Linked DNA regions of Homo sapiens: region 2 is linked to region 1. The links are chromatin contacts, found by Hi-C or POLR2A ChIA-PET in ENCODE. All regions are on one chromosome and are shown on one strand. Each heading gives the region's core, a stretch centred on a gene start or an enhancer-like site at or near the end of the contact. The rest is flanking DNA. Distances are from core to core; before and after follow the strand shown. Region 1 holds the start of RASEF (RAS and EF-hand domain containing). Region 2 has its middle 70 kb from the start of RASEF.

The links. A loop is a pair of places that touch in the nucleus more often than their neighbours do. ChIA-PET counts read pairs that join two places held with the same protein, here RNA polymerase II (POLR2A).
Region 2: a map of Calu3 shows a loop between it and region 1 (2.5-fold over the local background). The contact joins the enhancer-like site here to the promoter of RASEF in region 1. A Hi-C loop is called at or near these places in 1 of 168 maps with a recorded cell type or tissue (Calu3). POLR2A ChIA-PET finds 5 or more read pairs at or near these places in 1 of 52 experiments (MCF 10A).

Annotation. Positions count from the first base shown.
Region 1 is chr9:83,061,540-83,066,993 of GRCh38, reverse strand. RASEF (RAS and EF-hand domain containing) reads left to right here and starts at 3,852. Exons shown (of 17, transcript NM_152573.4): 1 at 3,852-4,557. The coding sequence starts at 4,127.
Region 2 is chr9:83,131,076-83,136,101 of GRCh38, reverse strand. It overlaps a transcript of RASEF not described here. Among named protein-coding and RNA genes, the nearest start is that of RASEF, 70 kb to the right of the region's middle. Within about 2 kb of position 3,186, at least 2 of the 41 ENCODE cell types and tissues checked have a DNase peak (open chromatin) inside an H3K27ac peak, as active enhancers do.

The DNA of each region.
Region 1 (5,454 bases), core at 2,603-5,102:
GGAGCAAAGGATCACTTCTCATGACTCACCACCCTAGTCACTGTCTAACACGAGGTCTCCTCAAGTATGTTTTGAGAGCACTAAGTCTGTGGAAAGCTCACGGAAATTGAAACCAAACCAAACCAAAACCCCAAACTCAAAGTTACCATAGTCAAATACATTTAGGAAATATTCGATCAAACAGCTTTATCTCAAAGGAATATAATAGGATTCTTTCTAAAATTTATTTGTGTTTTACAAATGTATCTGATCACAAAATTATTTCTTTCCAAAGATGTCTTTTCACTGCTTTGAGAAACATGCTCTAACAAGATTATCTCTGATTTTTAAAATCTTTGAGCAGCCAGAGAGGAAGCTGATCTTTCGAAAAGTCATGCTGACAATCATGGGCAAGCTCTCCTTACCTACTAATTCATTGGCTCTCAAAGCCTGCTCTGTTATCTCCAGTTCCTGGCTAGCTGTTTCTGGATGCTAAAATAAAAAGAAGCACCTCCTATTTCTTTCTTTTCTCTTTGCTGTTTGTTGAAAATAATTAGAGACAGATTATATGACCGTGGCTTTCCCCTGAGTATATTGCTGGGGTTATTCAAAAACATTCCTGCTGCCTGATACCTGAACTGACATACACACTAAGTGATGTATTTATGAGTGGCAGGTCACAATGCAATTGTGTAAACGTTTGTAGAAAAAGCAGGATCCAATTCTTTTACTTAAGCTGGGAAATGGTTTGGTTAGACAGAAGAGAGAAAAGCTAAAAGATCTGCTTGATATTTACATTTTGTCCTGATAGTAAGGAGCTACTAACGTAATCATGTGATGAAGTGTGGCTTATTTGGGGGACAATAAAAGCCATGATAGAGACTAAAGGGTGAAATATTTGATCTATGTAGTCAGAGCAAATTACAGAGGGCTGTGGATGCTCGGATTAAGAGTTTACCTTTAGTTCTCTTTTTATTGGAGCACCACTGGGGGTTTATGAGTTAGGGTACAGGCTTCCTCAACCTCAGCACAATTGACATTTTTGGCCAGATAATTCTTTGTAATGGGAAGGAGGGGAGGCTCTGGCCTGTGCATTACAGGATATTCCGTAGCATCCCTGCAGCTACCTACTAGAGGCCAGGAGCATCTACCCCTTATCAAATTAAGACAGCCAAAAATGTCATCAGACACTGCCAAATGTCCCCTGCGAAACAAAATTGTTGACTGATTGAGAATTAAAGAGTAGAGAATGATAGAATAATTGGTGTTTGAGAAGGACTGTCCAGCTGTGGTTGTGCAGAATAAACAGGATGTTAGGACAAGAGCCTGGGAGAATATATTAGAGGCTGTCTCTTTACCTTAGGTATGGTATATTGTAACAGTAAGAGCCTCCAATGAAGTACATTTCTCTGTATCCCTGTTTTTTTTGTAGTCCCTTCCCACACTGACTTAGGGCTTGGCCATGTGACTTGCCAATGTGACTTGTCAATGGAATATCAGCAAATATGACATAAGCTAAAGCTTGAAGAGCACTTGTACACTGGGGCTTACTCGCTTGGAACATTGCCACCATGTGACAAAACTCATGCTAGCTTCCTGAAGACACATGGCCCAGCCAACAGCCAGCACCAGCTTCCAGAAAAATGAGTGAGACTCTATAACCATCCAGCCCCAGTTGAGTCAACAAGAAAACCACCTGAGAGATCCCAGGCAAGCCAGCAGACAAACCACCTAGCTGAGCCCTGCCCAAATTGATGATAATGGAATTATGAACAAATAAAATGGTAGCACTTTTAGATCACTACTGTTGTTATGCAGTGATAAATAACTGATATCGGAGGTCTGAAGTATATTAATATTGGTAGAAATAAGAATAAGAAAAATGCATGCACAAGACATTTGGAATAATTTGTGTGTTTTTTGTTTTTGTTTTGTGTTTTTTGTTTTGAGACATAGTCTTGCTCTGTTGCCCAGGCTGGAGTGCAGTGGCGCGATCTCGGCTCACTGCAACCTCTGCCTCTCAGGTTCGAGTGATTCTCCTGCCTCAGCTATCCAAGTAGCTGGGACTAAAGGTGCCCGCCACCACGCCCAGCTAATTTTTTGTATTTTTAGTAGAGACAGGCTTTCACCATGTTGGTCAGGCTGGTCTCGAACTCCTGACTTCAAGTGATCCACCCACCTCAGCCTCCCAAAGTGCTGGGATTACAGGCATGAGCCACTGTGCCAGGCCAATTCGTGTTTCTTGATGACTCTTCAATGAAGGGGCTTAGGGAAAGGGCAAAGCAGGTCACAGAACATAAGAATTCAGAAAAAATGAGCACAAAGGTCAGAGTAAAAATTCAGGAATAAAGTTGTGCAAGCAATCTTCAAAAAAGCACTTCTTCCTAAGCAGTTAAAAACATGAAAGCATCTATTTTTAAAGACATAGATATCCATTAGTTGCTAACAGTATAAATATAATAATAGTTCAAAGATTTAGTTTAATAAGTATATTTGTAAAGCTTTAAAGGCATTACCAAGCCAGCTACTTTTAAATTCATATGGAAAAATCAATCTTTAGAATAAACAGGAAAGCACATAAGCTCAAAATCAATAACAACTTACATTGCACTAATGATAAGATTCATTGTATTAGCTGTCCAACTGTATACAACTATATTCACTTAGCAATTAGGTTGCTAAGACCAGGACTTCTAATGGAATGCCTCTCATAATTTACCAGTTAAATTTTCAGATGGGGGTTATCAGTAGTAGTTACAGTTTAATAGAAGCTGTTAGTGTTGACCATGTTTATTGTACAATTCAAGAGGAAATAGTTCCCCAGATGTTTAGCACTTAGCTTTATGTTTAAGAACACTAGCCTAGTAGGAACGTGTCAGTAATATCCCTTACTTAATGATCACATTTTTAAAAAATCAAAGTAATAAACGATAAAGAGAATCCAGAATGAGATAAAAGAAAAATACAGAGTCAGAAAGTCTAAAATGTGGAGGAAATGGATAATGTAAATAAAGTAAAAATGAGCCAAATATATCTTCACAGGCTATGAGAATCGCCTAAAGGCACGGTTACATAAGCCGTATGACAGACTGAGGGTCTCCTGGAAAAGGATGGAAAAAGTGTTTAAAAGGATCAAAATGGGTGGATTTTAAAGATCTCATATCCATTAAGCAGTGTTAAAGAAACAATAGTATTGTCGAAAAAAGTGTTTAAAACCAAAGGGTAACCTACCTTTGGATATGTAATTTCCATAAAGTTTGTTTAAGTAAAAAAACCTACAAAACGACCTCAGTCTTTGTTTAAACAATGCTGTCTGCCAAACGATTTTGTTTATCAAATTTTTTCTCAGGTTTTGGAGACAAGGATTGAGAAAAAATGTGGAATTGGAGATCTGGAAGATCTGTGTTTAAGCAGTGGGACCTTAACGTTAGACGCACAAAAATGCGTTAACGAAAGCCAGTAAAATTGAGAATGGGGTCTTCTGGTAAATCTTGTACTTTGGTTTGTAAGAAACTTCTATATAAAGAAGTTTATCAAGTTTCGGGAGTAAGATAATAAAATGCACTTAACCCATTCGGAATCCTACCCCTACCTACCTTACCTCTGTGCGGTTAGCTTCTGACGCGCGCGCCAGCACGTTCTGTGGAGAAGCGGAGCGCTGGGCTCTACCTGAGCAGCGCTTACGCCGAAGGGCAATGCTCCCCCCGAATCCCAGTTCCGGCCAGCCAGGTCTCCCCCACCTGCGCGGCAAGCAGCGGTGGACTCCGGGGCGTGGGAACTGGAGAAGCGGTGGCGCGCGCTCCTCCTCCCTGGCTGGGCGGAGCTGCACCCGCCGGGAAAGTGGCGAGAGCCACCTCGGCGCTTGGGCGCTCAGTCGCAGGAGGCGCTCCTTGGCGGTGCCTGGAGCCCGGGCGCACCCCACCGCTCCCGGGACCTGTTGGGGGCTGGCCCGAACCGTCGTCGAAGGGAGCCGCTCGGCCACCCCCGACGTTCCTCGCCCCGCCCGACGTTCCCTCAAGTGGCCGAACCAGCCGGACGAGCCAAACTCGCCGGGCCTCCCGGCGGCAGCAGGTGGCCCCGTCCTTCCAGGGAGGGCCCTGCGCCCCGCGGCGCTCCGGAGCCCTCTCGGCCGCCCCCGCCAGGCGGGATGGAGGCGGATGGGGACGGAGAGGAGCTGGCCCGGCTGCGCTCAGTCTTCGCCGCCTGCGACGCGAACCGCTCGGGGCGCCTGGAGCGCGAGGAGTTCCGGGCACTGTGCACGGAGCTGCGGGTGCGGCCGGCCGACGCCGAGGCAGTATTCCAGCGGCTGGACGCCGACCGTGACGGCGCCATCACCTTCCAGGAGTTCGCGCGTGGCTTCCTCGGGTCCCTCCGCGGGGGGCGGCGCCGGGACTGGGGTCCTCTGGATCCCGCGCCCGCCGTGTCTGAGGCGGGGCCGGAGACACACGACAGCGAGGAGGACGAAGGCGACGAGGACGCGGCGGCGGCGCTGGCCACCTCGTGCGGCCCGGCGAGTCCCGGCCGGGCTTGGCAGGATTTCCAGGCGCGACTTGGGGACGAAGCCAAGTTCATTCCCAGGTGCGAGTGTGAGCTGGGGGCGGGAGGTTATTCTGGCGCTTCCTGCTTGCTTCTTCCCACTTACTTGCAGGTGTGCAGACCCAATGGCCCCCCCCCCTAGTCTTCTCTGTGAGTTGCTTGTCTTCCTTCACCTACTCGCTTTGACTTTTCCAAGATCCGCTAGAGTTAAGAAAAAGGAGTCAGAGAGTCAGCGTTTGGGGAGAAAGTTTTACGTGCTGAATCCTGAGCCTGCAAAGGGCGGCGTGTTCATTACAGGAGCTCTCCTGAAATCTGCAGCTGCTGGCGCCCCGCGCGAGTTTAGGCGCGCGCGCCACATCTCACCGCGTCCTGGTTACGTCACCTTCTACCCCAGGCCTTAGGCTCTCACCCCAGGGCTGGGGCCCGGGCTGTTTGCCAATTTGGCGTCCTCTGTAATAGTTTTCTGATTTGTCGTTTTCCTAAGACTATAGAAAAGGAAACTTTGTTGGGCTTTTACATTGCTGGACACAAATATTGATTGATGTACCTGCTAGGCATTTTACAGAGTTCACGCATTTAATTTTCATAACATCCCTAGAAGGTAGGCTAGCTTATTTCTGAACTTAGACCTAGAAATTAGACAGACGTTAAGGGACTTGCCCAGTTAAACAGCAGAGATTTGACCCAAATTTTGTGAACTGAAAAACTCACTTTTTATGTGACGGAATAAAATGATAAAATGACACAGTATATTCTCTGCTCTTACTGCTCTGACAGAAATAACGTGTCAAGTCACGGACTTAATTATCAGGAGGTAAGGGGATGCCTGCAGGTGGGATTTCAGGGCCTGGAGGGAGAGAGGCTCAGATTTTCTTTTTGAGTTTCGTTTGCATTTGTCCATGCCTTGGTGTGGTGGGTGTCTCCAGCTGCTATTTTTCA
Region 2 (5,026 bases), core at 1,937-4,436, 70 kb before region 1:
TTTTTAATATTATAGCTTTAATTAAAATATACAAAGCAGTCCCGCTACTATATATCATATATATGTATATACATATACACATATATGCAAATTTTATTTACATTCTCATAAGCCTAGTAAAGCAGTTGTTCTCCCAGGGAAACCGTAATAATTACTTATTGACTACTAGATTTTCACTAACAGCATTGATATACTTGCTACTGAATATTTACAAGAGAATGGGAAGGCAGTTTTAACTAAGGGTTAAGGGGAGCAATTCTTTTGAAGAAATCCTTGGAAGAAATTATTTTGAAGCCTATTCTCCTCTAACATACTTGTGAAGCACAAAGCAGGTATTGGTTCCCTGCATACAGAGCATGGGGCTTAGAGACATTCAGGTTGTGTTTGCATCAACAACAGATGGGACCATTTTCAAATGGATTGACTGGTGATTATCCATCAGTAGACAATTTTCAACATTGAAAATATTAACTGTACTTATTTTTATGTCTTGGATTTATGGGTGGCTTTAAAAATAGCTGGTTTATTGAGATATAAATTACATACTATAAAACTCACCCTTTTAAAGTGTGCAATTCAGCATTTTTATTTATTTATTTATTTTTTAAATTATACTTTAAGTTCTAGGGTACATGTGCGCAACGTGCAGGTTTGTTACATATGTATACATGTGCCATGTTGGTTTGCTGCACCCATTAACTCATTTACATTAGGTATATCTCCTAATGCTATCCCTCCCTCTTCCCCCCACCCCACGACAGGCCCCGGTGTGTGCTGTTCCCCTTCCTGTGTCCAAGTGTTCTCATTGTTCAATTCACACCTATGGGTGAGAACATGCAGTGTTTGGTTTTTTGTCTTTGAGATAGTTTGCTCAGAATGATGGTTTCCAGCTTCATCCATGCATTTTTAGTATATTCATAGAGTTGTGCAACCATCACCACTATCTAATTTTAGAATATTTTCACTACCCCAAAGAAATCCTGTACCCCCTAGCAGTTACTCCCCATTACCCCTCTCCCCAGTTCCTAACAATCATCAATCTACTTTCTGTCTGTATGAATTTCCTTAATCAGGATGTTTCATGTAAGTGAAATCATACAGTATGTGGCCTTCTGTGTCTGTCTTCTTTCACTTAGCATAAGGTTTTCAAAGTTCATCCATACTGTAGCATGCATCAGTACTTCATTCCTTTTTATGGCTGAATATTTTCATGATATAGAGATACCACTGGTGGATGGACATTTGGGTGTTTCTACATTTTGGCTGTTGTGAAAATACTGCTACGAGCATTTATGTACAAGTTTTTGTGTAGACATGTGTTTATTTTCAATTCTCTTGGGTGTACCCTTAGAAGTGGAATTGTTGGGTCATATGATAACTCCGTGTTTAATATTTTGAGGAACTGCTAGACTGTTTTCTAAAGCAGCTGGCACTAGTTTATGACCCCATTGTAGGTAGCTCTTACTTTCTTCTTTTGTTTACTTATTCTTCTGTAATGGACATATATTAATAATTAGAAAGAAGTAATTTTTTAAAATCTATGAGCTCCAATCTGTGGGTAACAAGCCTGGTGTAATGAGGTTTTATTTCATTTGGTACCAACTTTGTATTTAAACTGAACAAAGGCCCTATCTTATCTGATATATATATATGTGTGTGTGTGTGTGTGTGTGTGTGTGTGTGTGTGTGTGCGCTATTGTGATCAAAGAGGAACAAATTCTTTGTTGGGGGAAAGAATCTGTTCGCAATCAGTGTGATCAAATGAGAAAGCTCTTTGGTAAAAGGTGTGGACTAAGTGTTCTTCACAGGATTTTCTGGACAAGACATGAGTTTCTATCCCATGTATTCTCTGTTACACTTCTCTGTGAAAGTACAGTAAAACCACCTCTGCTAGTCAGGTGGCTGAGAGTAGGGAGGGAGAGAAGAGGGATCAGAAAGTCTGGATGTAAGTGGGAAAATTCCACTTCGGTACATTTGGTGTATACCTATGTATGTTAGTATTGATATCTGTACAGATATCTACATGTATGTCTATGTGTATACCCATACCTATATTGTTAATGTTGACTATCATAATTTGGACTAGTGCAGAATCCTGAAGTGATTTGCTTCGATAAGTAGATAAGTGTGATCTCTATGTAAGAGAATACCTGTGAATTGCATGGGGGAACTAAAATAAGCATTGGTTTCTTATTTGCCTTAATTACTGTGTATATGATGAATTGGTGGAACTCAATTTGTGTGAGTTTTAGAGCTCAGTAAGAGCACCATTCTGAGCCATATTGGAACCTCAGGGAAAGGGGAAAATCAGTATTATTGATAAATTTTTATTGAAAGTTTTGACCTTTTGTTAATCATAGATTTTGTTTGCATTATTTTGATTTTTAAAAACAATTGCACTAAATATTATTTAACTTGGTTACTGAGATTTTTGGTGTCCTTTTAAATTTTGCACTGATGGAGAGTGCCTCATTGTCTTCATCCCAGTCCTAGCTCTAACTTTGACTAGACTTTAGGTAAAGGGGCTAGAAAACAGAGTGGCATTTTATTTGTGGAGAAACTGAGTCATAGGTTAGATCATTCGACGTATTCATATAGTGACTAATTGGGAATCAGATGAGTAACTCCTCACTCCTGTTCTTTTATCAAATCAGTAAGTGATAATCCCTTGTTATATATTTACTAAGGTTTGACTCCTTTAGCTTAATTACCATTTCACATATTTGATTTTAAAAATGAACTATTTCTAAATTTTTCAATGTTGTCTCTTGTTTTTAAACAATTAAAAAGTGAGCAAAATTTTCCTAATCACTAGTGTTGGAGTCCTTTTCCTTGGTCTTCCAGGAGTTTCTGGACAGGAGAAGTACTCTATTTTAAAGCCAAGTAAGGAACTGATGCTACACTGGAGTGGAGTTTGCTGCATAATTCTTTCATTCCTCTCAAAGAGGTTAGGAACAAAATCTCTCTCTCTTTCTTTTTTTCTTAGAGCTTTTCAGTTTGAAAGTAAGATAGTCAGAAGAGCCAGAGGATTATGAAATTTCAGTGCATCGAAATGTTTGTTAAGCCCATTGGAAGAACAGTACATCCTGGAACTATTATTGGCAAAGCAAATAGTGAGTGGCATTCAGAGTTTATGCTGTTTGCTCTGTGATACTGCTGGTATGAGTTTATGTCACACACAGGAGTTACCAAGAGGTGGCTCTTTCTGGGCTGGGCAATAGCTGTTTGTTCTTCAATTTATTACCATGGTAAAGTAAAATCTTCATTATCTTTAGCTCAGATCACTGGAAAGAGAGAAATCTACAAATGAGAAGAGAGCATTAATTTAGCCCAGCATTTTCCAAAGTTATCCCTTGATAATAGCTATAGAAATAGTTGCTTGGGGAAATAAATTGGGAAATACTGCATACTAATGTCAGTCTTGAAGATGAACATGCTCATTAGCATATGAAAGCCTCTGAAAAAATCCTGAAGGGGAAAGCAAAAATCTATAGAGTTTGGTTTAACCTAGTTTTGCCCAAATTTTGTTATGAGACCTCTTAGTATTGCTGTGAAACTAATTGCCCTAAAACTTAGAGGCATAAGACAATAATCACTTAATATCACCTAGAGTGTCCATGGGTCAGGAATCTGGGAAGGATTCACCTGGGTGCTTCTTCTGGCTTAGGATGTTTCAAGCATTGTAGTTAGGAGATTAGGAGGTGGCTGTCCAAAATAACAAGTGGCAAAAACCACTGGAGACTTGCTGGTCATCTGTCTTCCTGCCATGTTAGAGCTTTTCCTTGTGGCTTCTCTATGTAGGCTAGATTGGGTTTCCTCACAGCATGGCTTTCTCCAGGTAAGACTATTACATGGTAGCTCCGAGTTCTGATGCCAGTATGGCAACTCACCAAGTAGAAGATGCCATGACTCTTATGACATAATCTTGGAAGTTATGCAGTGCTGCTTTCATTGTATTTTTTTTATTACAAGTGGTCACAAGCCCACCCAGGTTTAAGAACAGGGGAATTCAATTCTACATCTTGTTGAGGAAGTAGTAAAGTTCTAGAAGAACATGTAGGATGGGAAATAGTGTTGTTATTAATACCATCTTTGGAAAATGTGTTCTATCACCAAACCCTCTTTTTTAATTTAATATTGGTTCTATGAAACATACTTTGGGAATGTTGTTTTAGACCATTATTACCAGAGTTGTCTCCAGGTAGAAAGATGAACTGATCAAAAAAGATTTGTCTTTACAAATTCTGTAGACATCCTATATATATGCAAGCCACAAAGGGATGATTTGGGCTGACTATATTAAAAGGTACCATTATTTTAAATCTTATATAGCTTAGAGTATACCCATTTAGATGTTTAGTTTTCATGGATCAGAGAGAGTTAATGCTGTAACTCCTACATCAGTGCCAATGACTGTGTGGAGTCTTGGCATTTATATAGCTAGACTGGAAGAGATTTAAGAGATTTAGAAGTGATCCACTGCAATCCAGAATGGCCCTGGAAAATCTTTGCCGAGCGAGATCAGTCCTTATCAAATTGAATGGCTTCTTGGTAGTATAGCCACATTTTGAGACACTTATCAATAAGCTTTCTATTTTTGAGATTATGTTTCAGTGTGATGAGCTGTCTTCTAACCCTCTAGCTTTCATATGTTGAAAATCCAGTATACAGTTGTTAGAGGATACCTCCTGCTGGGTGACACTGTCCTCAAGTCTGCCTTTTGGATAAATTGTTTCCTTTCAATCCAACAATACCCCTCCTCTTCTCTAACAACCTATCTCATAATTTTTTTGCCCTCAGATGCAAAATAATTTATTTTCTCTGTTATTGGCATTTATGTAATGCCATGTACAATATTTGTTTCCTGTAACTTTTCTATAATTGCTTATTGGCCACATGACTGTTTTGTTCATTGAAAATATTTTATACATAGATGATCCTGTCATTTGTGAACAAATCCTGTTGTTTGAAGAAACGCCCTAGGGTCAGAGTTAGAAAGGACCCAGGAGATCACGTTGTCTGACTG